Linked DNA regions of Homo sapiens: region 1 is linked to region 2. A link is an interaction called in ENCODE POLR2A ChIA-PET data of the cell type or tissue named here. Cell type or tissue: B cell. All regions are shown on one strand.

What was found. Peaks named below come from ENCODE experiments on the same cell type or tissue, not always from the same donor. Only the 100,000 strongest peaks of a DNase experiment are listed, where the experiment ranks them.
Region 1: POLR2A ChIA-PET joins it to region 2 with 7 read pairs; 2 of 35 experiments call an interaction of 5 or more read pairs at or near these places.

The regions. Positions count from the first base shown.
Region 1 is chr6:107,123,901-107,126,400 of GRCh38, reverse strand. No RefSeq gene overlaps it. Among named protein-coding and RNA genes, the nearest start is that of BEND3, 9.6 kb to the right of the region's middle. RefSeq lists enhancers at 1,170-1,249, 1,260-1,349. In B cell, no CTCF peak of the experiment used is centred here; no DNase peak of the experiment used is centred here.
Region 2 is chr6:107,715,352-107,717,851 of GRCh38, reverse strand. The region is part of intron 6 of SCML4 (Scm polycomb group protein like 4); the gene reads left to right. Among named protein-coding and RNA genes, the nearest start is that of SCML4, 110 kb to the left of the region's middle. RefSeq lists a silencer at 927-1,076. In B cell, no CTCF peak of the experiment used is centred here; a DNase peak (open chromatin) is centred at 981; H3K4me3 peaks cover 311 bases; H3K27ac peaks cover 331 bases.

The DNA of each region.
Region 1 (2,500 bases), 590 kb after region 2:
TGGCTGCCTGTATTGGAGAAGAAATGGGTGGTTTAGCTTGTCACAGTGTCCACCAGTCCCTGCTGTGTCCCAATGCTGAGGCCAAAGATTAGTTGCCATTCATGACACTGGCACTGCTGTTTTCTAGGCAATAGAGGAATGTCCCTCTTTACCCAAGATTTTTCCCATAAATGGGGAAACAATAGAGAGACTAAAGATGGCTCATGTTGAAAGAAACATGGAGCTAGCGTATTTCTTTGTAAAGGTGAAGAGCGTTCTCACGTATTTAGTAGGCAAACTACCTGGTTCACTTATGAACTCTCCTTGCCTGCTCCCTGCAGGCATTTGCATCACATATCCCTGCTCTAGGCAGCCTTGCAAAGAGATGACCTTGTCCCTGGTTGGGCATGGCAGAGCCGCTGCCTGCAGGGCATGGTGAGCCAGTGATGGATGGCTCTGCAAGAACCCCAGTGGACAGATGCCCGGAGGGCAGAGGCCCCTGGAAGTCCCTGGGGTTGGGGAGGACTCCAAAAGGATAGGACTCAGAATAGCAAGTAAATTATAAAAATAGCTATTTCATACACACAGATCTATGAACCGAGACTTGCACACACTGCCTCTGCTGTCCACTGACCTGGTTGTTTAGCCCAGGGATCTAGGGCCACCAACATGCACATGTGATGGAGGCTACTAGAACCTGTCCTAGAGAAGGACGGGACTCATCGCGCCTTTCCTTAAGGGGCGGGGCAGGGGGTGCAGAGAATGTGGCTTAAGGACCATCACATTTTAGAAATGTTTCAGAATTATAGAGCGGTATTTGTGTCACTTTTTGGGTGGGGTGTGAATGTAAAGTGGTCCTCTACAGGTGTCTTCCAGAAAGCATTGAGGCTGTTCATGTGAACCTTTGTGCTTTTGCTGCTAAACTAGAAGCATAGTTTTGGATTGGTTTATTGTTTTGTCTTCTATGAATAGAAAAAAATAATCAAAACTGTTTTAATGTGTCTGGGCTAATTATTTCAACATTTCACTTGCCTCATGTATGACCAATAAAAATAAGAGCTACCGTTTACTGAACTAACCTTATGACAGCCACTGTACCAGTACTAACCAGAAGTGCCTTGTATACACCTACCCTGTAGGATGGGGTTGCCCCGTGGTGTGAATAAGGAAATGGAAACTAAAAGCTTCTGTAGTTTCCTAAGGTCACTTACTTAGTACATGCTGGAGCCAGGATTCAAATCTGCATCTGTGTGATTTCATACCTCCTGCACTGCACGGCTAACGAGTGCAACAGCATTTGCCACCACCTGCTGTCTGCAGGACAACAGAGCTGGAGAGAGGGGAAAATGAATGCAAATGGCCAAGTCCACAAGGAGCAGCAAAGTTAAATTAGTCACATTCTTGTTTTCTTTTGAGACAGGGTCTCGCTCTGTCACCCAGCCTGGAGTGCAGTGGCACAATCACAGCTCACTGCAGCATCAACCTCCCAGGCTCAATTGATTCTCTTACCTCAGCCTCCTCAGTAGCTGGGACTACAGGCTCAGGCCACCACGCCCAGCTAATTCTTGTATTTTTTGTAGAGACGGTGTTTTGCCATGTTGCCCAGGTTGTAGTCACATTCTGGTAGTCACTTTCTTTAAGGGAAAAAAAAAGGAAGGCAGAGGCCGGGTGCAGTGTCTCACACGTGTAATCCCAGCACTTTTGGAGGCCAAGGTGGGCAGATCATGAGGTCAGGAGTTCAAAACCAGTCTGGCCAACATGGTGAAACCCCTGTGTCTACTAAAAATACAAAAATTAGCCGGGCACAGTGGCACGTGCCTATAGTCCCAGCTACTCAGGAGGTTGAGGCAGGAGAATCGCTTGAACCCGGGAGGCCAGGTTGCAGTGAGCCAAGATCGTGCTACCGCACTCCAGCCTGGGCAACAGAGAGAGATTCCGTATCAAAAAAAAAAATTAAAAATAAAAAAATAAACAAAAGGGAAGGCAGAATCCTCCAGTGCCTGGCATTTAAGCTTGCAATAATTATGTGTTAAATGAAGGAATGAATTACAAACCATGTAATCTCTCTGGACATTTATTGTTGTCATCTGTGTAAAAATGGGGTGGACCTGTTCCACCTCTCTCAGGCCTGTCATCAAGGGCAAACAGGAAACCAAAATTTGAAAACACTATTTTTATGGACTAAATGATTGTGTCCTTCATATGTTCCCCCTATTCTCCAGTGTGATGGTATTTGGAGTTACAGCTTTGGGCGGTAATTAGGATTCGATGAGATTATAAGGATAGGGCTCTCATGATGGGATTAATGCCCTTCATAAGAGATAACAGCCGGGCGCAGTGGCTCACGCCTGTAATCCCAGCACTTTGGGAAGCCGAGGCGGGCGGATCACCTGAGGTCAGGAGTTCAAGACCAGCCTCAACATGGAGAAACCCCGTCTCTACTAAAAATACAAAATTAGCCGGGCATGGTGGTGCATGCCTGTAATCCCAGCTACTGGGGAGGCTGAGGCAGGAGAATTGC
Region 2 (2,500 bases):
AACCAGCCAGGCACGATGGTTCATGCCTGCAATCCCACCACTTTGGGAGGCCAAGGCGGGTGGATCACTTGAGGTCAGGAGTTTGAGACCAGCCTGACCAACATGGTGAAACCCCGTCTCTACTAAAAATACAAAGATTAGCTGGGTGTCGTGATGCACGCCTGTAATACCAGCTACTTGAGAGGCTGAGGCAAGAGAATCGCTTGAACCCGGGAGGTGGAGGTTGCAGTGAGCAGAGATTGCGCCACTGCACTCCAGCCTGGGCAACAAAGCTAGACTCTGTCTCAAAAAATAAATAAATAAAAATAAATATTAGAGAGAACTTTGCCTGAGACCCTGAAATCCAGTTGTCCATAATCAGCAGGACCCCCACCACGGGACTGTGGGATGTTTAAAATCGCAAAGCCACCTAACCTCTTTGGAGAAAAGCTGCTATGTGATGTATCAGTTGAAGTTCACTGTTGAGCCTTTGTGATACACTGAAGAAAAATGAAATTATTCATCCTTTGTAGGTCTGTTAACACTTTAATTCTCCGAAGATTCCTTTTTTTTTTTTTTTTTGAGACAGAGTCTCGCTCTGTCACCCAGGCTGCAAGCTCTGCCTCTTGGGTTCATGCCATTCTCCTGCCTCAGCCTCCTGAGTAGCTGGGACTACAGGTGCCTGCCACCACACCTGGCTTTTTTTTTTTTTTTTTTTTTTTTTTTTTTGTATTTTTAGTAGAGACGGGGTTTCACAGTGTTAGCCAGGATGGTCTCGATCTCCTGACCTCGTGATCTGCCTGCCTCGGCCTCCCAAAGTGCTGGGACCACAGGCGTGAGCCACCCCGCCCAGCCGAAAGATTCCTTTTAACCAGTGCCTTCCTCAGGGTGCTAAATAAAACCGCAGGTACCAGAAACAGCCAGTCAGCCATGCACATTCTCAGCAGTGAGACAGAGGAAGTGGGTGGGGAGAAGACGGAAGGAAGGATAGCACCAGTGTCTCTGAAAGAGGTTTCCGTTTCTGCTTACATTTCATTGACCAAAATGTAGTCACATGGCCACTTGCTGCAAGGGATGCTGGGAAATGTGGTTTTCATTCCTAGCAACCATGATTCCAGATGGAAGTTAGGGCTGCTATTACAGAGGAAGAAGTGCAAAGTAACGCTGAGTAGGCAATGGGAAGTCTGATCAGAAATGCTCACTCCCTCCTTTTTCCTCCCATGGCACTTTGTTTCCTCATCTATAGTTCTTACTCTATCCTAGAGAAAGGAACAGACCCTCAGCTTTGTGAAGCCTCTTATTCATATTTGAACCCCCCACAGCCCTGGCAAAGGGGGGCTTGAGGCCTGTATCAGACTGTTATTTATTGAACACCTACACTCAAGGGGGCCAGACAGTTTCCGACTTATTATAAGTTATATGTTTAGGATTTAATATTTATAAAAAGGTATTGGTATATTTGATTTAAAGATAAAGAAAAAGAGGTTCAAGAGAAGGTAAATCAAGTGTTAAGCCAGGATCTGACTTCAGTGGGCTCCAAAGCCTGTCTTTCAAAACAACCCCAGGGGTTTTCAAATCATGCCTGATGGCTTTCAAGGTTCTAAGAGATGGAGAAGATGGAACAAGAGCAGACAGGACTCCAGGTGCCCTCCCTCTCTTTAAGCAGGGCCTTTTCACATTTGCAGAGTGGGGTTCTATATGTGCTTTGCTTAAACAAAATTTGCACAACTAAAAATGTTTGGAAACCATGGAGATAAAAACCATGCTGACTTGAGTGGCAGGATGTTAAAGTGGGAGAGAAACCGCCAGCGTCCTCACCCATTTCTCACCTAGCTGTCAGCCTAGTGCCTGCTGTGGGTCCCCCCACACCCCACCCTCCCACCCAAATGACTGTTCAATATTGCTCTGAAGTTCCATCCCAAGTAAAAAGCAGTTATCATCAAAAAAACCATACCTCTTTAAGGGAGTTTGACCCAAGTCATAAACCATGGAAGAGACTTAGAAATGGCATTTTCCCCATGGTACTAATCAAAATGGTTTAAAACCACAAAAGCCAGAAAACTGCATGAGGCTGCAGGCAGAAGGGTGGGTATTGATGACTTGACAAACTCCTCAGCCTTCTCTCTCTGGCGGTACTTACCTTTAGCTTCCTGCAGTTGTGATATATCACGTCTGTCTCCGCTGCCAGTGGGCTCCAAGGGGATGTGTTCACAGGGCACATTTTCCTGGTGTCTGCTGATGCTCTGGTGAAAGTTTGAGAGCTCTTCCTTGTCTCTCATCCAAGATATAATCACCAAGAGCTATAAAGAGGTTTTGGATAACAAAAGCTTCCTGACTTGGGCATTTAACAAGACACACTGTAGAATTCCCAACCACAACTAGGTCCAAGATTCAGAATCAAGAAACGAAGTCAATCTGATATTGCTATTACAACCCAAATGCCTCCTGTGGTTGGATTTTTATTTGATAGGGCCTGGCATTGGGTGAGGGATGGAGACAATTTAGCTAGAAAAAGAAGAAT